Linked DNA regions of Homo sapiens: all the other regions are linked to region 1. A link is a contact called in ENCODE Hi-C or POLR2A ChIA-PET data. All regions are on one chromosome and are shown on one strand. Each heading gives the region's core, a stretch centred on a gene start or an enhancer-like site at or near the end of the contact. The rest is flanking DNA. Distances are from core to core; before and after follow the strand shown. Region 1 holds the start of LINC02765 (long intergenic non-protein coding RNA 2765). Region 2 holds the start of LINC01703 (long intergenic non-protein coding RNA 1703). Region 3 holds the start of LIN9 (lin-9 DREAM MuvB core complex component). Region 4 has its middle 31 kb from the start of SDE2.

Region 1 (5,735 bases), core at 576-3,075:
CAGAGCTCCCCCATCTCAAGAGCCCTGAAGGGGTCCCTGGGCACAGTCTGGCCACCCAGGAGGACCCCATGGGGACATCTCTGAGCCCCTGGACGGGGGGGACACTGTTCAGGGAACAGAGGAGCCGCAGTGAGTGCCCAGGATTAAGCCAAGGCCGACGCAGTGCTCCTGTTCCCCCAAAAGCCTCGGGACTCCCACATGAGCCCATGCGTTACCGGAAAGGGGTCCGGATCCACACCCTAAGAGAGGATTCTAGGATCTCGCGCAAGAAAGAATTCAGGGTGAGTCCGCAGAGTAAAGTGAAAGCAAGTTTATTAAGGAAGTGAAGGGGCCGGGCGCGGTGGCTCACGCCTGGAATCCCAGCACCTTGGGAGGCTGAAGCGGGTGGATCACCTGAGGTCAGGAGTTCGAGACCAGCTTGCCCAACATGGTGAAACCCCATCTCTACCAAAAATACAAAAAATTAGCCAGGCATGGTGATGGGCACCTGTAATCCCAGCTACTCAGGAGGCTGAGGCAGGAGAATCGCTTAAACCCAGGAGGAGGAGGTTGCAGTGAGCCGAGATCGCACCACTGCACTCCAGCCTGGGCAACAAGAGCGAAACTCTATCAAAAAAAAAAAAAAAAAAGAAAGAAAGAAAAAAGAAAGGAAGGAAGAAAAGAATGGCTACCCCACAGACAGGGCAGCCCTGAGGGCTGCTGGTTGCCCACTTTTATGGTTATTTCTTGATGATATGCTAAACCAGGGGTGGATTATTCGTGCCTCCCCTTTTTAGACCATATAGGGTAACTTCCTGACATTGCTATGGCATTTGTAAACTGTCACGGTGCTGGTGGGAGTGTAGCAGTGAGGATGACCAGCGGTCACTCTCATGGCCATCTTGGTTTTGGTGGGTTTTGGCCAGTTTCTTTACTGCAACCTGTTTTATCAGCAAGGTCTTTATGACCTGTATCTTGTGCCGACCTCCTATCTCATCCTGTGACTTCCTTAACCATCTAGGAATGCAGCCCAGTAGGTCTCAGCCTCATTTTCCCCAGCCCCTATACAAGATGGAGTTGCTCTGGTTCACACGCCTCTGACACATGCAGTGAGGACCCCTCCCCGCCCAGGAACCCAGTGGATGATTCCTCTCAGGAGGTGCGGCTGGGAATTAATTTAATTTAATCTAGAGAAATGATGTTTGTTTCATGTTCAAATGTTCTGGAGAGGTTACACCAGTGACAGAGGCCCTCTGAACTTACACACACAAAAGGCAACTCATTAGCAGGAAGATGAGAAAGCAGAAAGCGTCTCAAGACAGGAAGCTCGGCTTGGTGTCACCCAAATGTGTCTCCCCTTGACAAATCATCTCCCATGATCTGCCGGTCCCCGGGGAGGACAGGCAAGAGGCGGTGATGGGCTGTCAATGTGCATCTCGGCGTGTGGCAGTTGACAGGGCACCTTCATAGGTTTCTTCTCTGCAACTTCACTGCCACCCCCTCAGAAACTGAGACCCATCGGCGGCCGGCCTGAGGCACCCACAGCTGCAGAGAGCCGGGCACATCCAGGGCCTTGGGTGTGTCTCTCCTCCACTGTGGTGGAGGCTCCCCTCCACTGTGCCAAGCCCAGGGGGGCTGGCAGTCCCCGTGGGTGTGGCCCAGAAAGACTGGCAGTGTCTGTCCCAGACCTCAGGGCCACAGTCACCAGATAAGCACCCACTGCACTCAAGGCCTCTCTGATCAAGTCCCACGACCAGGCTCTCCAAGTCCTGACACCGCGGAGACCCCCAAAAGAGGAGGATGGAGCAGAGGGCAAGGCTCTCAGCTCCGCGGACTCACACCCAGCTGCAGAGGCAGGGGGAGCCGCCCTTTCTGTGGCCGGGGAAATTGAGGTCACTTCCTGTCTCGCTTCCCTCTCTCTGTGCTGGCTGCATCCTTCAGAAGGGGGGTGGGTGGCTGCAGGGCAGCGCCAGGCAAGGCTGCGGAGAAGCCGGTGCTCCCTGTGTCTAGGATGAAGAACAGAGCAGGGGGCTCCTCGGCGGTGTCGCTTCACCTCTCTTCCTGCTCCTTGATTCTCTCCACCCCCACCACCAGCCCAGGTGGAGGCTCTCGGTGATGAAGGTGCTGGCAGTGAGGGGCCTGCAGAGTCCGCATCTCTCTGCAGCTCAAGGGGCTCTCGGAGGCCACTGGGAGCTGGAGAGGGAGGAGGTCAGAGGCCTACAATTGGTTTTCCTGCTTGGAGAAAGAACAGATAGGAGCTTTCTAGGGCTGCGGCTCCATAAATAGCTCTAACTGTCCCTTCTCTCTCTTTTATGTTCTTTCAAACATGAAGAAAGAAACAAGCTCTAGCAAGGAACTCAAGTTAGACCGGCAAGTATTTGCCAAAGGTTAAGGGGCCAGAAAGCCAGAAGGTGGACACAACCTTAGGGACCCTGGGCCATGAGCCGTGAGACCTCTAGGATCAGCAGGGCCCAACAGGGCCATGCAGGAAGCCCTAGCTTCAAAGCCACAGGCACTGGGGAGTGGGTGGGGGCTCCCCAAAAACCACACGCTGCTCCCCAAACTCCTTTTAGAAGTGCCCCGGAAGACCTGGACCTGGCTGTGCACAAAAGCACCATGCTCTCCTCTGACCAGATCCCTTGGATGAGGTCCTTAAAGACCCCCTGGAGCTCAGTTTCCTCATCAGTAACTGGAGAGGTTTGCACCAGGTGGTCCTTGAGGGGCTCCCCCCAGCTCTGAGCCCACGATGGTGCATTTCATACCCTGGACTGTGTCTGAAAACTTGAGAAGGAGTAGGGAATAGGATAGATGCGAACTGAGCTTCTTGATGGGGTCCCGTACCTACCCCATATTTACTGCACTAGAAGCAGGGCCTGGAATCCACACTTCAACAAGCTCACACTAAAATGGGAGACCGTGCCACGCTGGCCTTTCTGGGGCTCCTCAGCCACGTTTTTGCACCTGCTGTTCTCTCTGTCTCCATTATTTCCCCTAGATCTGCACTGCTGTGTCCCTGATTTCACTCAGATCACTGCCCAATGTCCTCTTCAGAGAGGTCTTTCCTAACTGCCTCCTCTAACAGGTAAACAAGTAATTTTTTAATGTAGGTATGTCCCATGCAATGTTTGGAAAATACCGATACTAAAACATTATTTGTAATTGATCTGAAATTGAAATGTAACTGGACATCTGGTATTATTATTTGCTAAATCCAGCAACCCTAAGCAACAAGGACTCTGCAACCCAGCCCCCAGACTATAGGCCATTTGTGAGCTTGAGTCTCCAGGGGCGGCAGACAGGGCTGCAGCTGCTACGCCTGCCCAGCCCTTCCCCTCTGCTCCCCTCCCAGAAAGATGCATAAATGCCCGGGGTGGCCTAGGCAATTAAGGCGAATTGTCTTCTGGGCAGTCCTGCATACCTGCAGAGGACTGTAACTACAGAGGTGTGCACAGGAGTTTCTGGGCCAAGAACAAGACCTCAGGGCTTTCTCCTCCCATTCTCCCCTCCCCACCTCCTACCCCACATGTTTAAGGTGCCTTGAGTCCCCAGATGATCACACACTCTAGCCAGCTATACATATCGGTACACACTACAATCAGGCAACTGCTGCATGTGAGAGCCCCTGCCATAGGTAACAGGCACCATGGTCCAGACATATAAATAGAAGGTGAAGCTCCTGCCAGTAAGCATGGCAACCTGGAATTGGGGTGTGTTATAGGTTAAATGGTGTGTCCCCTCAAACTTCATATGCTGAAGTCCTAACCCCCAGGACCTCAAAATATAACCCTATTGGGAGATAGGGTCTTTACAAAGGTAAATCAAGAGGGCATGAGGTCATTAGAGTGGGCCCTAATCCAATATGACTGGTGTTCTTTACAGAAAGTAACCTGGGGCCAGGCATGGTGGCTCACGCCTGTAATCCCGGCACTTTGGGAGGCCAAGGCAGGTGGATCACCTGAGGTCAGGAGTTCAAGACCAGTCTGACCAATATGGCGAAACCCCGTCTCCACTAAATACAAAAAATTCACCTGGCGTGGTGGTGTGCACCTGTAATCCCAGCTACTCGGGAGGCTGAGGCAGGAGAATCGCTTGAACCCGGGAGGTGGAGGTTGCAGTGAGCTGAGATTGTGCCACTGCACTCCAGCCTGGGCAACAGAGCGAGACTCCATCCCAAATAAAAAAGAGAAAAAAGAAAGAAACTTGGACACAAACGCATGCCATTGGAAGACCGTGGGAAGACACGGGCAGAAGGTGGCCATCTCCATGCCAGACAGGGACCTCAGAAGGAGGCCATCCTGCCAACGCCTTGGTCTTGGACTCCAGCATCCAGAACTTCGAGATGATAAGTGGGGGTTGTTGAAGCTGCCCAGTCTGGGGAACTTTGTGACAGCTGCCCCAGAAATCTGATCCACTGCACCTGGCCTCAGAGTTCAGGCTGGCTCCACTCTCTCTCTCCCGACACCTCCCATCAGGTGGGGACCTGCAGCCCATTCCCAGGTGGGGGTCTGCACAAGGACAAGTTTGGGATGAAGCCTCAGGTCACCTGGCTTCCTGGATCTATAAACTGTCATCTAAGTGACAGGCTTGGCTCAGGAAAGCCGCTCGGTGCCAACCAGCTTGAGAGCCTAGCTCCCGGGGGCAGGCCACCGCACAGAGAACACACACGCTTTCCTAACAGCCTTGCTGGGGAAATTTGGCCACTGGCTGCAAAACCTCACTGGAAGTAAAAAATAGGAGTGTCAGATCCTGTAGCTGAATGAAAGAAATTTGGACCAGCCAGGGTTAAGGAAGACAGACTTTCTGCTCTCCAGAGTCTGCCTGTGCTCTCAGGACAGGCCTCGGTGTGGCAGCACGTGAACCAGTGGCAGGCTGTTTTTCTTTCTTTCCATGTTCCCAGCCCCTGGCACATGGTAGGTGCTCAGAAAGTGCTAAGGACTTCCTAAATGCAAACCTACACAGCCTAGCCCGTGCAGCAGGGAACGGAGATCACCGGGCACTCGGGAGCCATCCACTCGGTGGTGGGCGATTTGAGCCGCTGTCTTCAGGACCGAGACCAGGCATCAGGGACCCCAGATTGTGGAGCAGACAACAACGCCGGCTGACCTCGGACGACGTCTCGTCCCGTATTCTATGTCTCATGTCCTCTGTGAAATGGAAGAGCCTCCATCCCTAAGGGGACAGAGTTTCGGGCTTGGTGAATGGAGCCTGGTGCGAAGCAGGAAGGAAGCCCCTTGGCTCCCACCTGCCAGCTACTCCGGGGCACTCCCCCGACCTTCTGGCCATCTCCATTGCTCAGAGCCCCACTGTGGGAGGTCTGAGCTCTCAGAGGCTGCAGTGAAGAGTGACAAGGATGACGCCCCCACCAACCCCATCAGGGTTCCTGGGGGTGCGGATGACATGTGGGCCACCTGGGCTTGTCTTTAGCGTTTTGGGGAGATGAATAGTTTGAGTGACTGTCTGCTTGCACCTGCCTCAGGACAGAGTAGTGAGAGGTAGGAGGAAGGCGTAGAGGGGAAGGGAGCTTCAGAGGTAACCCCCGACTGAACCGAGAGTGCACAGGTGGTCATCCTGCACCCAGTCCTCCTGTCAACACCAGTAAGTGGGCGGTCCCCTCCCTGGGCAGGGCAAGACCCCTGGGCCTGAGGGAGGTGGGAACGAGTGCAGGTGGCGGGGGTAAACATCTCTGCAGGAGGCAGAGCCTGTGAGCCAGTGCCTCCGGCCAGCCCCTACTGCCGGGTGTAACGGGTGTGAAGGGA
Region 2 (5,445 bases), core at 171-2,670, 620 kb after region 1:
GCACTCTAGCTTGGGCAACAAGAGCGAAACTCAGTCTCAAAAAAAAAAAAAAAAAAAAGGCCGATCCAATTTGTTAAATGTGTGTATGTATGTATTTTTAGTTTTTGAGACGGAGTTGCTCTGTTGTCCAGGCTGGAGTGCAGTGGCACAATCTTGGCTCACTGCAACTTCTGCCTCCCGGGTTCAAGTGATTCTCGTGCCTCAGCCTCCCGAGTGGCTGGGACCACAGGTGCGTGTCACCACGCCTGGCTAATTTTTGTATGTTTAGTAGAGACAGGGTTTCGCCATGTTGGCCAGGCTGGTCCCAAACGCCTGATCTCAGGTGATCCGCCCGCCTCATCCTCCCAAAGTGCTGGGATTACAGGCGTGAGCCACCACGCCCGGCCAGTTTCAAACATTTGCAAGGTCTATATGTTGTATATGAATTAGTAAAAGAAACATTACACATCAAACCTGTGATTTCGTATAACACCTCTAAATTTGAGTCAATTAAAACATCGTAATAATAAGAGTTCAGTTTTACAATTAGTGCTGGCAAGGCAAAAATAACGAAAGTGGTAGGAGGTCCGGGGATTATGTGAGAGAACGCATGACAAATGTTTAGCACAGAGCCGGGCACACACAGTGAGGGCTCAATTCACGGTGGATTTTATTTGGTCATCATCATCACATTTGGAGCTGAAATAGAACAGTTCTGATTCCAAGTGAAGGGGAGGTAGAGTGGAGGGGGTGGGGAGGGCTAGCTTGGATTTCTGCTAAGATGTCACAGCCTCGGATACCCTCAAGGCATGCCATGCCCGGGCTTAGCTGGGTGAGGGGCCTGTGAAGCTTGTTGGTGTGTAAGAGACCTCGGTGGCATCACTGTCAGCGCAGCCGAAGCCACCACGCTAGCTCCAGACTGGTCAGCAGATGGCCGCGCACCAGGCCCTTCCTGCGGCCCGGGCGACTCGTCTCTTAGTGGAGGAAGTAGCCGGCCCCGGACACACTCCTGAGGAGCGCTGCCCGCAGTCTCGGGAAACGGGGCGTGGGGCCAGCTGCTCCTTCCAACTCCTCCTCGGGGGCAGCATGAGGGAGGGTCGCTGTCAGGGCCTCGAGGACTAAGGGTTCAGGGTGCCCGCCGCTCGTCCCCTCCCCCCTCCCCCCCAGGTCGTGGAGGCCGGTCCCCAGCATCTCTCCAGCGTCCCCACTGTCGTGGCTCCGGGGCGGGCTTCTCCCTTTTCAGGCATTTCTGAAATCGCCGCCTCACCCGGGCTCTCTTCCTCCGGCTCGCCCTCCCCAGCCCCAGGTGCCAGAGAGAACTTTCCCCAAAACGCGAAACTGATCCTTTCAGACGCCTCGCGTTCGCCCAACAGCACCTCTAGCCTCGGTCGTTGTCACGTGACGCGGCCCCAAGGCCCAGGCCACGCCCCCGGAGCTCGCCACGCCCACCGGGTCCGCCCCCACGCGGCCGCCTGCACAGGGGGTTCCAGCCACCCGCGCTCTCCCAGGTTTGCCGACCTTACGGGCCCTTCTCCGCCAGCCCTGGCTGGGTCACCCCCACGACCCGGGACTCCCCCGCCGTTCCCTCCCGGGCTGCCTGCAGTGAGGTCCGCTCCTGAGGCCTCAGCCTCGCCGGGGGTAGGGCCCTCTCCCGCCGTCGCCGCAGCTCCTTTCCGTCCCGGGGCCTGGGGGGCACCGTCCCACGGGTGAGGGCCGCCTCCAGCGCCTGGCCCAGCCATGCGAACGCCTGGAGCCCGCGAGCTGCAGCTGCGGCCCTGAAGGTGCCGCATATCCTGCCGAGTGGGTGAAGCGTGGCACTTTGGAAAACAAATCGGGTTAGTGCTCAGCAGCCTCCGGGCCGATGGGTGGGGATGTCATACTATGAACTGAGAGCCCGCGAGCTGGAAAAAACAGTGCCAGTCCTGCCCGCGCGTCGCGGGACTCAGTAATTCCCGGCTCCGCAGCGCTCGAGCCTGTTCTCCGCAGCTTCATACCCTCTGCCCCGCGAAAGTGACCTCAGGGGCCGGGCGTGTTGGCTCACGCCTGTAATCCAGCACTTTGGGAGGTCAAGGCGGGCGGCTCAGTTGAGGCCAGGAGTTCGAGACCAGCCTGGCCAACAGGGCGAAAACCCATCTCTACTAAAAATACAAAAATTAGCCAGACGTGGTGGCGCACACCTGTAACCCCCAGCTACTCAGGAGGCTGAGGCAGGAAAATCACTTGAACCCGGGAGGCGGAGGTTGCAGTGAGCCGAGATCACACCACTGCACTCCAGCGTGGGTGACAGAGCGAGACTCCGTCTCAAAAAAGAAAGAAAGAAAAAGAAAAGAAAAAAGTGAGGCCGGGCACAGTGGCTCACGCCTATAATCCCAGCAATTTGGGAGGCCTAGGCAGGTGGATCACGAGGTCAGAAGTTCAAGACGAGCCTGGCCAAGATGGTGAAACCCCGTCTCTACTAAAAATTCAAAAATTAGCCGGGCATGGCTGGGCGCAGTGGTTCACACCTGTAATCCTAGCACTTCAGGAGGCCAAGGCAGGTGGATCACTTGAGGTCAGGAGTTCGAGACCAGCCTGGCCAACATGGTGAAAACCCATCTCACTAAAAATACAAAAATTAGCCGGGCTTGGTGGCAGGCGCCTATAATCCCAGCTACTTGGGAGGCTGAGGGAAGAGAATCACTTGAACCGTGGAGGCAGAGGTTGCAGTGAGCCGAGATCTCACCACTGCACTCCAGCCTGGGCGACAAAGCGAGACCCTGTCTCAAACAAAACAAAATAATAAAATAAAATAAAAATTAGCCAGGTGTGGTGGTGTGTGTCTGTAGTCCTAGCTACTTGGGTGGCTGAGCTGGGAGGATCACCTGCTCAAGAGTTTGAGGCTACAGTGAGCTGAGATCACACCACTGCACTCCAACCTGGGTGACAGAGCGAGATCCTGCCTTAAAAACAAACAAGGGCTGGGCACAGTGGCTCACCCCTGTGATCCCAGCACTTTTGGAGGCCAAGGTGGGCGGATCACCTGAGGTCAGGAGTTCAAGACCAGCCTGGCCACCATGGTGAAAACCCGTCTCTACTAAAAATACAAAAATTAGCCAGGCGTGGTGGCAGGTGCCTGTAATCTTAGCTACTTGGCAGGCTGAGGCAGGAGAATTGCTTGAACTGGGGAGGCAGAGGTTGCAGTGAGCCGAGATCGCACCATTGCACCCCAGTCTGGGCAAAAAGAGTGAAACTCTATCTCAGAAAAAAAAAGAAAAGAAAAGAAAGAAAAAAGAAAAAGAAGGCTAGGCGCGGTGGCTCACGCCTGTAATCCCAGCACTTTGGGAGGCCGAGGCGGGCGGATCACGAGGTCAGGAGATCAAGACCATCCTGGCAAACAAGGTGAAACCCCGTCTCTACTAAAAATACAAAAAATTAGCCGGGCGTGGTGGCGGGCACCTGTAGTCCCAGCTACTCCGGAGGCTGAGGCAGGAGAATGGCCTGAACGCGGGAGGCGGAGCTTGCAGTGAGCCGAGATTGCGCCACTGCACTCCAGCCTGGGCAACAGAGCAAAACTCCGTCTCAAAAAAAAAAAAGAAAAGAAAAGAAAAAGAAAAACAACAAAAAAATCAGTTTGTTCCATGGGCAGTAGGCCATTGCTGCTCATCTTTTGATCAGAAGCAGTACTGAGTGGAGTATTAGGATGGTGAGGAAGGCATTCTGTTAATCCATGCATGGTGGTGCTGGCAGAAACAAGATGAACAGGCAAAGCAAATCCAGAATATGTGTATAATGTCCTTTCCATGATGGAAAAAGTCCAGTGTAATCAATTTGCCATTAGATGGCTGGCTGGGTCCCCCAAGGAGCCACAGTGGGCTCAGTGTTGGTCTCTGCTATTGGCAGATTAGGCAGTTAGTAGATGACTTACTCAGCCTTGGTGAGGGGAAGTCCATGTTGTTGAGCTCGCGCATAGCCTCCAATCTTGCCACACAGCCTCTTTGTTACATAGGTCCATTGGGCAAGCAATGGTAGCTGGAAAAAGAGACAGCCCGACCTCCAGAGAACATGCTTTGTTCCGCTGATAGTCAAGAGCCTCCTTTGCAGTGATACCCTTTGGTGTGCATTCACATGGGACCCAAATATCTTTATATTCTGGGCCTGTTTGGAAGATCTGTCCACATACTTCTTCCCCAGACCTGCTTGTCACCAATCCTCCTTCCATGTTCTTGCCAGTGAATCTATGTAGATCCCTCCATCTGGCTGTCTCTCCATCCAGGCAAAGTAGACAAACAAATGTGCCTCTTGAAGTTCTGCCCCCAAGGAAGATTTTCTTTCACCACTTGTCCTTCAGGGACACCCTGGAGCGGGGCTGGTGGGCTCCAGCTGTCCACTCTCTGTTGTGCAGGAGCCATCTGTAAACCAAGTCTGGATTTTTTTCCTCCTCAGTCAACTGACACAGGAACTTTTTTTTTTTTTGAGACGGAGTCTTGCTCTGTCGCCCAGGCTGGAGTACAATGGCGTGATCTCGGGCTCACTGCAACCTAAGCCTCCTGAGTTCAAGTGAGTCTCATGCCTCAGCCTCCCGAGCAGATGGGATTACAGGCCACAACGGGCTAATTTTTGTATTTTTAGTAGAGACGGGGTTTCACCATGTTGCCCAGGCTGATCTCAAACTCCTCATCTCAGGTGATCCGCCCACCTCGGCCTCCCAAAGTGCTGGAATTACAGGCATGAACCACGGTGCCCGGCTGACACAAGGAACTTTCTATGAGGTCCTAGGAATGAAGGAAAACAGGCAATAAGGCAAGAATCGCTGTCGAAGGAGTCTGCGCCACCTGCTCGCACAGCTCACTTGTGCCTTCTGAGCCTGCTGGAGCCCAGTGTACATATGCCGTCTCCGCGTGATTAGAGATTGCTGCTGCACGTGCCCAATCCCGTGGCGGGGTGAGTAAGACAACATGCAGTGCACATGCGGCCGCTTCACGACCCATAACTAGGTGTTCTGTTTCTACCAGGGACCAGAAGCAAGCCAGAAGAACAGTTATCTGTGAAACAGGCTGTGCATCTGTTCCCAAACCCTAGAGGCCTGTGCTGTGATTCTCTTACTGGTGCTTCCCAGGGCCTCCATATAGCATCCCCATTGCCACAGACACTCGGATATTGTTGGGTCTGTGGATGATAAGGGCCAAAAGAAAGAGCAGCTTGCACTGCACCCTGAACTTGCTACAGAGCCTTCTCTAGTCCTCACTCAGATTTATTTATTTATTTTTTAAATTAAATTTAATTTTTTTTGTTGTTGTTGAGACGGAGTCTCGCTCTGTCACCCAGGCTGGAGTGCAGTGGCGCGATCTCGGCTCACTGCAAGATCCGCCTCCCGGGTTCATACCATTCTCCTGCCTCAGCCTCCCGGGTAGCTGGGACTACAGGCGCCCACCACCGCGCCCGGCTAATTTTTTCTATTTTTAGTAGAGACGGGGTTTCACCGTGGTC
Region 3 (5,784 bases), core at 2,806-5,305, 840 kb after region 1:
GCAGTGAGCAAAGACTGCACCGCTGCACTCCAGCCTGGGTGACAGAGCAAGACTCCATCTTTAAAAAAAAATAAAGATAGGCCCTGCATGGTGGCTGAAGCCTGTAATCTCAGCACTTTGGAAGGCTAAGGCAGGAGCATCGCTTGAGGCCAGGAGTTTGAGACCAGCCTGAGCAACATAGGGAGACCTCGTCTCTACAAAAAAAAGAAAAAAAAAAAAAAAAAAAAAAAAAACCTTAGTTGGGCATGGTGGTACATGCCTGCGGTCCCAGCTACTGGGGAGACTGATGCCGGAGGATCTCCTTAGCCCAGAAGATCAAGGCTGCAGTGAGCCACGATCATGCCTCTGCACTCCAGTCTACACAACAGAGGGAGACCCTGTCTCTTTAAAAAACAAAAAACAGATTTAAAGAAGACATAATTTAGTCAGGGAGGATGGGAAATGGCTCTCTGAAGAAGCATAAAATGGGATCTAAAAGACAATTAGAAGTTAACTGAAAGTAAGGGGGGTGTGGGGGGGTAGCATTCCAGGTTGAGAGAACAGCATGTGCAAAGACCCTGGAGAAAAGGGGAGACTGGCGAGTATCGGGAATGAAAAAGGTCCAATTTACCCCAAGGGATAGAATGAGGGGACAAGTGGTAAAACATAAAGCTGAGAGGTAGGGAGCAGCCAGACCACAAAGGGTCTTATAGCTACTAAAGGGTTTGTAACAGGAGGATGACATACATTCGTTTTGAAAGGATCCCTCTCGCTGTGTGTTTGTGGGAAGGGGGCTGAATTAATGAGAGGCTGAGGTAATTGGTAAAGAGAAGAAATGGTAACAGTTTGGGCTATGCTGATGGTAAGAAATGGGTAGAATTGATAGATATTTAGAAGGTAAAATTTACAGACTTAGTAAAGGCTTAAATATGGGAAGTGAAAGGGAGGAAAGTGGCTGGGGGCGCGGTGGCTCACCCCTGTAATCCCAGCACTTTGGGAGGTTGAGGCGGGTGCATCACCTGAGGTCAGGAGTTTGAGACCAGCCTAGCCAACATGGTGAAACCCCGCCTCTACTAAAAATACAAGAATTAGCCAGGTGTGGTGGCGGGCGCCTGTAAACCCAGCTACTCAGGAGGCCGAGGCAGGAGAATGGCTTGAACCCGGGAGGCGGAGGCTGCAGTGAGCTGAGATCGCACACTGCACTCCAGCCTAGGTGACACAGCAAGACTCTGTCTCAAAAAAAAAACAAAAGAAAAGAAAGAGAGGGAAGTGCCAAAGAAAATCTCTAGGTTTCTGCCCTGCCAGCTGAATGCACAGTGGAACCATTCGAATCACTAGAAGTATCTGTCCTGGGGTAGGACTGAGGTGGATTTTAAACCTGTGCAGTTTGAGGGGCCTTTGAAGCATCTAAGAAGAAATGTGAAACAGGCAAGAGATATCAAGAAAGGGAGCTCAGGAAAGATCTGGGCTGAAGATAGCCTTAATTTCCTTATATAAAATGTGAGCACTTACATCAACTGAAATGAAGATTAAATGAGCAAATACATGTAATATCCTTTGCATGGCATCTGGTTCATAGTAAATACTCAATAAATGGTAGCTTTCATTATTGATAATGTTATATCGACTCCTGAACAATATATTAGCTAGCCTCCTTGACTAAATGTGGCCAAAAAACATACTGCTATTTCCAGTATCAAATTGAAATCGCTTTTCCTTTTCAAGACCCTGCTCTAGTTTCAGTAATAATACCTGTTACTTTGCACTAATTCCATAAAAATTATTTATGTATACTTGATTTGTGGCACTGTATGACAAAGAAAGAAAGAAAATCCCTGGTTTCAACAAAGCTGAAGTCTACCTAAACAAGACATACGCTTCACAAATACACACCAATGCACCAGAGATGTCACAAAGTAATATAAATGATTAGGTTATATAATTTGAAAGTGGAGCTGGAATTTGAACCCTAATATAAATCCCAAGTCCCTACAAAGAACCACAGTAAATTCTCAATAAATGCTGGATGATATGAAGCAAATATTCCTAATGGCAGTTGTAAGAAAGCCACTTAAAATGCCTCTCATTACAACAGAATGACTACAGTAACCAAAACAGTAGCTCTAGTGATTGTGACATCCAAGAGGTGATAAGACATGTTTATGATAAAGATACCAAGGATGATGAAAAACATTTTCGGATGACAAGTACACTGTGCTTAGTAGGTCCACACTCATTTGGGAGCATTCTAAGTCACAATCAAGACCAGCTGCGGTGGCTCACGCCTGTAATCCCAGCACTTTGGGAGGCCGAGGCGGGTGGATCACCTGAGGTCGGGAGTTCGAGACCAGCCTGACCAACATGGAGAAACCCCCATCTCTACTAAAAATACAAAAAAATTAGGCAGGCGTGGTGGCACATGCCTGTAACCCCAGCTATTCGGGAGGCTGAGGTAGGAGAATCGCTTGAACCTGGGAGGCAGAGGTTGCAATGAGCCGAGATAGTACCATTGCACCCCAGCCTGGGCAATGAGTGAAACTCCATCTCAAAATAAATAAATAAATAAAATAAATCACAATCAATTGTATTCTACAAATAAACAGTACAGCTCATGACTGGTCAATAGCTGTGCCCTACCCAATACAGTGACTACTAGCTACATGTGACTATGCAAGTTAAAATTAAATAAAATTCAAAATTCAGTTCCTCCATCACTCTAGCCACATTTGAAATGTTCCATGGCTACATATGGCTAGTAGCTTGGCTGCCCTACTGGACATCACAAAAGAGAACAGTTCTATCATGGACAAAGTTCCTTGGGGACTTAGTGCTGCTCTCTATCAAATTTAAAACACAAACACTTTTAATACGACTTTTCACCAGCTTGGCAACTTGAATTTTTAACTTTATAACTTACTAAGAACACATGACCTCACAAAGAAAATGGAATCGGTAGTATGTTGAGTCCTCATTTTTAAGTCCATTTGCCTTGTGCATAGATAAGATTCAATAGTAATTGAGCCTTTCACAAATATGTATAAACTGAATAGTGAAAGTGGATTCAGGACTTTTTTTTGTAATTAAATAACATATTTGTCTTTTCATATAATTTATGCAATATTGTAAATTACAAAATTAAGTTCCATTGCCCTTAAACTATGGAATTGGTGCTTTTACTTACTCAACACAAGTGAGCATACATGTCTTAGATGTCAGGGTGAGTAAACATGGTTAGGGGAGGCAATGCCCTAGGGTGGGTGTCAGGCAGGGTACACGTACGCTGTGTTGGTCACATCCATGCATAAAGGTACCTTTATGGCTCTTAAGACACATATAGAATAAAGTCTGCGGGACGGGGTCTACCTGAACACTGAGTATCCGGGCTGGATGATCTCAGGAAAGGTCCACAGCCACCTGTGGTCCCAGGGGAAGGGGCCAACCCTCTGACACGGAAACACTTCCAGGGGTGGACACACCGGTGGGGGGGTGGGGAGGACAGTGAAGATCACAAGTGCCCGTAGAGGCAGGAGCTGTGACAGGACAAGATCAGAGGCTGGGGCAAGAAGAAGGGGCCGTGGACCACCCCGTGCCCAGCCCGAGCCCTCCCCCGGCCCCGGGACAGGCGAGTTACATAACCCCGGCGGGCGTCTCTCGGCGCCGGGCGAGTGGTGCAGGCGGCGAGGACAGCCCCCGCGCCCAGGGGCCGCTCTTCCCTCCACCTCGGCTGGGGGCCGGAGTGGCGCCAGGGGAGCAGCCACCGCCTCCGCCTGGCACAGGCTGGACTCCCGGGCTCTCGGTTTCCGGCCCTGGCGCTCACACAACCCCAGAAACCAACACACAGACACCATAACAAAGGCGGCGACGCGGCGGCAACACCGGAGTGGGAGGACTAGGGGACCACAGTGGGGCTGGCAGTCAGCCCACCTGCCCAGCGGAGGGCACGGCCGTCCGTCCCGGCCGGTGCAACCGCTGGGCAAGCAGCAGGCGGGAAAAGGGGGGGGTGCTTTGAGGTGCTACTCACTCTCGTCAGGCAACTGGTCGAGCTCCGCCATCTTGAACGAGCCGCGCCGCTTTTTCAAAGGCTGCCCGCCGCGGTGCATTGTGGGGCGGAGACTGTCTTTGCGAGGGAGGTTCGAATGCGGAGCTCGCTGCCCGCGGCGCCGCGCTGCGCTGCTCCCGCCGCGGCTGGCTGAGGCGGGCCCGGCTCCGCCCGCGCCTGCCCGGGGAGGAGGTGCCGCCGAAGGGGGGCCGCGCCTCGCCCCTCCGCCGCCGCCTCCGGCCGAGCCGGGCGGGAGGAAGGGAGGAAGGAGGCCGCACGGCGAGGCCCGGCGCCGGAGCGCGGGGGGAGCAGTACCAGCTCCGGAGTCCCGCCCGGGCCCCGCTCCCGGCGCATGTTCCGCGGCCCGCGCTGCAGCTGCGGGAACTGCAGGCTGTTTGTTCCGAGTGGAGAACGGGAGGGAGGCCCCGGCGGGGGGAAAGAAGCCCTCGGTTCTGGGTCGCATTGCCCGAGGGGGCTCTACGCAAAGTGAAATACTCACAGTTCCCGAAACCCACGTTGCTTGGGCGCCTCCGTCCCCTCACTTTTCCCGAGACCGCCGGCCGCAGCAGCCCCCTGCGCGTCGCGACGTCCGGGACTCGGTCCCAGCGGCCCCTCGCGATCCGGGCACGCCTTTCCCGAATGTTGGAAGCTGAGCTGCGTGCAGCCGGGGAGCGAGACCTTGAGAGGTCATGAAGTTGGTCATTTAGGCCGACAGCTAAAGAACTGTTCTGCTCAGCTGTTTCATCCATTCGACACTAGATCGTGCAGTGGGCTGGAAGAGAATTAGAAAACGAGTAACAGGAGGCTTCGAGAGGATACAGAAAGGAACAGTGACACTACAAGGTGATAAAGTACCTGATCCAAATGTTATGAGAATACTGGACGAGAATTGAACGAAATTGAAAGAAGCCCAAGGAAAAATTTCACAATATCTGTCTGTAACACTTTCCAGTAATAAAACACTGTTGCTTTTCAAAAATTCATTTAACGAATGTCATTGAGCTCCAATCCTTTTCTCCAGGAATTTATGGGGGTTGGAGGAATGAGACCGTTAAGCAGTCAAAAGACAACGTGGGTGAATTCCAGGAACTACAAAGTTAAAAGGCGGTAGACTAAGGTGACAGAGTGGTACACAGAGGCCCGCCCAGGCTAAGGAGTTGAACTTGCTTAGTCCACTGGAGCAGTGGAAAAGTCGGGTGTAAGAGGGGCACGTTTCTATTTGTGTTTTAGAACAAAAATATGGGAAATGGATTGGTGGGGGACAAGATGAGAGCCTAGAAACCAGTCAGGAAGAAGCTTATTTGGGGCATGCAAAGGACAGAAGAGAGATGCCTGCACTGGTAGCTAGAGAGGTGCAGCGGGTGGGCTCTGGAGCCCCAGGGCCTCGATGGGAAGAATCCAGATGGGCTGCTAGTTGTATAATCTCAGGCACGTTGGTTTCTTAACCGAATTCTCTGTGCCTCAGTTTCTTATCTGTAAAATGCAAATAACAGGGTTATTTTGAGGGCTAAACGATTTGATAGATGTAAGGACCTTATACTAGCTGCTAGCACCCATCAGCTAGCCACTATTACCACCATTACCACAGCATAGGCAGTATTAGAGAGAGGTGGCAGCATGCACTCCACCTTTCAAGACGTGGAAAATAAAGGATTGGGTGAGTCACTGGGTGTGAGGAGAAGGAAGTCTCATTGCTGATGCCAGCTCTGTGCCTTGGGTAACTGGGTGCTGCCATGCTAAGGTAGGAGGGAGAGCAGGGAGTGAGC
Region 4 (5,612 bases), core at 460-2,959, 560 kb after region 1:
CTACAGGCACATGACACTACACCCGGCTAATTTTTTGTATTTTGTGTAGAGATGGGGTTTTGCCCTGTTGTCTAGGCTGGTCTCAAACTCCTGAGTTCAAGTGATCCTCCCAACTCGGCATCCCAAAGTGCTGGGATTACAGGCGTGAGACCCCACGCCTGGCTGACACATATTTTTTAATGCCTGCCAACAACAGGCTAGGGTTTACAAGTCAAACCAAAAATCCATGTGTGAACAGCACATAGTGAAGTGTAACTATGGCCCCAAAGAAGCCCTTGGCCTTGTGAACATGTCTTGCTCATTTCTGAATGATATTTCATGTACCTGGGAGTAGCTCCCAGAAGAAAATGCTCCACCCACAACTGGGTGGCTTCCTTAAAACCTTGCAAAACCAGCTTGAAAGAACTAAAAGAATAATTTAGGTAGAAAAGTCATTGGCTTGAACTCCATCCACCAAAACTGCTTTGTGTTTTCTTAGCTGGAGAATCCAGAGAAGTGTCATTTTTCCTATTATTGTTGGCTTTGCATTGTTTGAAACAAGATGCCACTCATTATTTGCAACACATCTCTTTGGTGAGTCCATGACACACTGTGGGCGTGGGACCTACACACTCACATTCCCTGAATAATGTATGTTTCCTTTGGTAGTGTTTATACAGCCTAATGTTACACATGGGCGAAGGTGGAGCGCTGTTCTACCTATTGAGAACAGTCTAAGGTGAGAGGCCAAATCATAGATCAATGACAGGCTCTGTAGGACAGCAGACAGTGTTGCTCTTTCAGATGTGGAGAGGGAGAAGAGATTCCACTTTTCCGGTCTAGCCAATATGGGGCAACAGACATCCGACAGCAGTGTCATAAACCTTGAGCAAAAACTCAGGACAAGGGATAGCCAGCTATTTTAGAAGCTTTGAAGCTGCATATTCATCTGGAGGCCAATGTGTTCGTGTTCTTCTGAAAATGAAAACCACTCTCTTTCCTAACATGGATAACACTCTAACACTCCCGTGGGAACGAGATTGGAAGCTTTCTGCCCCAGGTCACAGTGGGTGACCAAAGAAGGCCGCTCCAAACACTGAAGCATCCTGGTGGTTTACTTAACAGGATCGAAGCAAAGCCAGCTCTCACCGCAGCAGCCTTCTACCAGTCACTAAATGATGGCAGGGCCAGCAGACTCTGTCAACTCCTGTGGTTGCCCGAATCTGATCTTCACCTCATATCCACCTTTCCCAGGCACAACCCAGAGTTCAAACTTTTGCCCTCTCCAAATTCAGATGAAGGGATCGGGTGCAGTGGCTCACGCCCATAATCCTAGCACTTTGGAAGGCCAAGGCAGGCAGATCACTTGAGGTCAGGAGTTCGAGACCAGCCTGGCCAACATGGCAAAACCCCGTCCATGCTAAAAATACAAAAATTAGCCGGGCATGGTGGTGCGTGCCTGTAATCCCAGCTACTTGGGAGGCTGAGGCACAAGAATCACTTGAACCTGGGAGGTGGAGGTTGTGGTGAGCTGAGATCGGGCCACTGCACCCCAGCCTGGGTAACAGAGCAAGACTCTGTCTCAAAAAAAAAAAAAAAAATCAGATGAAGGGATCCAATCATCTCCCAGAAAAAATGCTCAGTCCTTTCACTAAATTCTCCCTATAAGATGGGAATTTTCTCCTTGTGTCATAGAAGTGGAAACTAAAGCTCAGAAAGCTCATGTGACACAGCAGGTCAGAGGCGGTGCCAGGAGAGAAACCCAGGTCTGTGTGACTCCAAAGGTCACGTTCTTTTCACTTCCTCATTTTCCACCAAAAAAAAAAAAAAGTACCAGTTTTACACATAAACAAATACTGTTGTCCATTGACACTTCGGTATTAGCAGGTTCTGAGTTTCACTCTAATGGAGCTCATTGGGCCTGACTGGGTCTAGTTAGAGGTGGCAAGTATGTTAACGATATGAGGCCAGAGAGTTCTCCGCCCCTTAAGAAGCAATAACTTTATTCCTGGCCAAGGATGATGAGTTGACTATGTTCTTTGGACCCTTTGTCACGGCAAGGTATAATTCTCAATCTAGACTAGACAGATTGGCTGGCGCTATCACTTGGAAAGAAAGGAGTTTACTCCTCTTTGATGTCCTCCTTTGTGTCTGGAAGCAATCAATATAAAATTTATTTAGCCTTATCTTCTGTAACAAACCAAAGAGGGGAAAGTGTCCCAGAGAAGGCCGCGGGCACTTACTCACCCTTATTAATTCCATGTAACAACTGAGAGGCACTTTGAGCCTCTTAACCAAAAGCTTCACATCTTCAGATGCCAAGCCTCCAGCAGCAGGGCCACATGGCTCAAGCAGACAGGGAGCAGACTGGAAGTAGGCTGGAAGCCAACCTGAGCACAGCACCATGTCTCCAGGACCAGGCGGCACAGAAACTTGAGGCCACCTGTTCATCCACTGTATTTTTACCTATTTTTAAAATGTTCAACTCTCAGGGCTGGTGTTAGATGCTTATGATGCCACCAGGTAAGCCCACAGGTGCCAAAACATTATGTGCTTCTGCTTTGATATTCTCTGATGGATATTGCTGGCCCCAGCTCCCCTCTGGTACTTGGGGGGAAGTGGAAGAAGAAGAAAGATGAGCTGGTTGTTCTTGCTGCTGTTTCTCCACGATGAGACAGAATGAAAACCCTCTTTGGTTCCCTTCTGAATCCACCATCTGAGGACCAAGATATTCTCGGCTTGAATGAAATCAAAGTGGTTTAAATTAAAACTAATTATATCTGCTTTTAGAAACTGTAGGAATAGGCCAGGTGCGGTAGCTCACGCCTGTATTCCCAGCACTTTGGGAGGCCGAGACAGGCAGATCACCTGAGCTCAAGAGTTCAAGACCAGTCTGGGCAACATGGTGAAACCCCGTCTCTACTAAAAATACAAAAATTAGCCAGGCGTGGTGGTGCGTGCCCATAGTCCCAGCTACTCAGGAGGCTGAGTCAGGAAAATCGCTCAAACCCAAGAGGCAGAGGTTGCAGTGAACTGAGATAGCGCCACTGCACTCCAGCCTGGGCGACAGAGCGAGACTCTGTCTCAACAACAACCAAAAAACAATAGGAACAACCAATGGTTTTGAAAATACACCTTATCTATTAAAAGCATAAAAACATGAATGAGAAAGAAATACATTGAAATTCTTGTTGCTAGTTCCTCTGAAGAGGGAGAGAGAACAGAAGTGGAGGAGAAGGGAAATACTGTTCAAGTGGATTTTAACCACATCTGTTTTATGTTTGATTTCTTTTAAACGTAAAACGAAATTTGAAATAAATATGGCAGAAAGTTAACATGTGTTAATATTGTTAATTCTGGGTTATGACTACATAGGTGCTTGATATGTTGTTCTCTGTATTTCGTTATACTGAACGTTCTCACAATAAAAATATATTTACAAATGTTTTATGTTACAACTATGACTGAACGCTAAAAACAATGAGGTACATGGACTGTGAGAATGTGTAGGAGTCCTGAGGTTGGGAAGTGTGGCCAGGGGCAGTTCCCTAAGAAGAAACTGAGGGGGTGTCAGGAGGGCTTTGTATGCCCAGAGTGTATTAGGCTTCTCCAGAGAGACAGAGAATCAATAGGAGAAAGAGAGAGATGGATGGATGGATAGATAGATGACAGAGATGAGAGATGATTTATTATAGATGATAGATAGATAGATAGATAGATAGATAGATAGATAGATAGATAGAAGATAAGATTTATTTTTCATTTTTTTTTTTTTTGAGACAGTCTCACTCTGTCACCCAGGCTGGAGTGCAGTGGCACGATCTCAGCTCGCTGCAAATTCTGCCTCCCAGGTTCAAGCGATTCTCCTGCCTCAGCCTCCCGAGTAGCTGGGATTACAGGTGCCTGCCGTCACGCAGGCTAATTTTTGTAGTTAGTAGAGATGGGGTTTCACCATGTTGGCCAGGTTGCTCTCAAACTCCTGACCACAGGTGATCCGCCCGCCTTGGCCTCCCAAAGTGCTAGGATTACAGGTGTGAGCCACCGCGCCCAGCCGAGAGAAGATTTATTATAGGAATTGGCTCACATGATTATGGAGGCTGAGAAGTCTCACTATATGCTGTCTGCAAGCTAGAGAACCAGGGAATCTGACAGTGTAATTCTGAGTCCAAAGCAAGAGGCCTGAGAAACAGACTGGCTGCTGGTGCAAGTTCCAGGGTCCAAAGAACCAGAGAACCTGGAGTTCTGACATCCAAGGGCAGGAGAAGAGGGTGTCCCAGTTTCAGGAGTGAGAAAGTGAGAATTTGCCTGTCTTATACCTTTTGGTTCTATTCAGGCCGTCAAAGGATTGGATGGTGCCCAGCCACATTGGGTGAGAGTGGATTTTCTTTACTCAGTCCACTGATTCAAATGCCCATCTCTTATGGAAATACCCTCACCAACATACCCAGAAATAATGCTTCACCAGCTCAGTATCCCTTAATCCAGTCAAGTTGATGCCTAAAATTAACCATCACACAGGGATTGCCCTGTTACTGAGTGACACAGCTGGGAAACTATTTTGGAAGCTGAGATGGCAGGGACTTGGACTGGAGTAGTCATAGTGGTGGATACAGAGAGAAATTGATGAGTTTAACAGAAATTGAGGAAGTAGGCCTGGCACCATGGCTCACACCTGTAATCCCAGCACTTTGGGAAGCCGAGACGGGTGGTTCACCTGAGATCAGGAGTTTGAGACCAGCCTGGCCAACATGAAGAAACCACATCTCCATTAAGAATGCAAAAAAAAAAAAAAAAAAAGAAAGAAAAACTTGGCTGGGTGTGGTGGTGCATGCCTGTAATCCCAGCTACCTGGGAGGCTGAGGCATGAGAATGGCTTAAACCCAGGAGGAGGAAGTTGCAGGGAGCCGAGATCATGCCACTGCACTCCAGCCTGGGTGACAGAGCAAAACTCCATCTAAAAAAAAAAAAACAACAACAACAAAAACAAAACAAAACAAAACAAAAACCCATAAGAAATTGAGGAAGTAAAATTGCAGGACTTGGTGACGGATTGTATACAGGGAAGGAGAGAAGGGAACCAGTCTGGGGCCATCATATTTGGCTTGCCTACATAGATGGATGATGGCACCATCTTGACCTATGGAATGCTCAAAGAAGCCTGGGTCTGGCAGGGAGAATCATGAGTTTGGTTTTCGACTTACTGATTTTGAGGTATCTTGGAGACATTCAAGGAAAAACAGGGTACAATTAACAAGATAGTGGCAATAGGTGCTGGGCAGCCCAAAACTGCTGGTCACTTCTACTTACTAATCGCTGGAGGGCTGAAGTCTGGCTGCCTCTTCTGTGCCCTGCCTCTGTGACATGTCCAAATTGCTACGTTCAGGTTTAGGATGCAAAAAATCTGCTTTATTACACTGTGAGGAATCTTAGGATATTACCTATCTATAGCTGGGAAATTTAACCATTCCCAGGTTAGTCACATTTGACTAACTTGTTGAAGATGGTGTCTGATTCTTCATTTTCCTCCCCAGACCTGCTAGACTCTTTTTCTCATTTCTAGTCTTTGCTGATTTCAGGTTTCTTTTAGTTGGATGCCATGTATAAATAACCCTAAACTCAGCTTGTAAGTGCTT

Evidence for each region. A loop is a pair of places that touch in the nucleus more often than their neighbours do. ChIA-PET counts read pairs that join two places held with the same protein, here RNA polymerase II (POLR2A). Pooled maps may share reads with other maps.
Region 2: a loop to region 1 is called in a map of naive thymus-derived CD4-positive, alpha-beta T cell, with 9 times the contacts of the local background. The contact joins the promoter of LINC01703 here to the promoter of LINC02765 in region 1. A Hi-C loop is called at or near these places in 2 of 168 maps with a recorded cell type or tissue (CD4-positive, alpha-beta memory T cell and naive thymus-derived CD4-positive, alpha-beta T cell) and 6 of 50 pooled maps. POLR2A ChIA-PET finds 5 or more read pairs at or near these places in 6 of 52 experiments (AG04450, B cell, MCF 10A and 3 more).
Region 3: a pooled map shows a loop between it and region 1 (6-fold over the local background). The contact joins the promoter of LIN9 here to the promoter of LINC02765 in region 1. A Hi-C loop is called at or near these places in 1 of 168 maps with a recorded cell type or tissue (PC-9) and 6 of 50 pooled maps. POLR2A ChIA-PET finds 5 or more read pairs at or near these places in 1 of 52 experiments (naive thymus-derived CD4-positive, alpha-beta T cell).
Region 4: a loop to region 1 is called in a map with no recorded cell type, with 4 times the contacts of the local background. The contact joins the enhancer-like site here to the promoter of LINC02765 in region 1. A Hi-C loop is called at or near these places in 1 of 37 single-sample maps with no recorded cell type and 2 of 50 pooled maps. POLR2A ChIA-PET finds 5 or more read pairs at or near these places in 3 of 52 experiments (AG04449, K562 and activated B cell).

What each region holds. Positions count from the first base shown.
Region 1 is chr1:225,465,947-225,471,681 of GRCh38, forward strand. It overlaps LINC02765 (long intergenic non-protein coding RNA 2765), which reads right to left and starts at 1,826. Exons shown (of 3, transcript NR_187303.1): 1 at 1,243-1,826. RefSeq lists enhancers at 1-490, 1,179-1,478, 1,529-1,788, 1,919-2,198.
Region 2 is chr1:226,082,155-226,087,599 of GRCh38, forward strand. LINC01703 (long intergenic non-protein coding RNA 1703) reads left to right here and starts at 1,421. Exons shown (of 4, transcript NR_146920.1): 1 at 1,421-1,814; 2 at 4,642-4,899. RefSeq lists an enhancer at 400-1,267 and silencers at 1,082-1,131, 1,242-1,821.
Region 3 is chr1:226,305,109-226,310,892 of GRCh38, forward strand. LIN9 (lin-9 DREAM MuvB core complex component) reads right to left here and starts at 4,056. Exons shown (of 15, transcript NM_001366245.2): 1 at 4,001-4,056. The coding sequence starts at 4,031. RefSeq lists an enhancer at 3,189-3,955 and silencers at 3,509-3,738, 4,159-4,408.
Region 4 is chr1:226,027,407-226,033,018 of GRCh38, forward strand. No RefSeq gene overlaps it. Among named protein-coding and RNA genes, the nearest start is that of SDE2, 31 kb to the left of the region's middle. RefSeq lists an enhancer at 2,792-2,841. Within about 2 kb of position 1,710, at least 8 of the 41 ENCODE cell types and tissues checked have a DNase peak (open chromatin) inside an H3K27ac peak, as active enhancers do.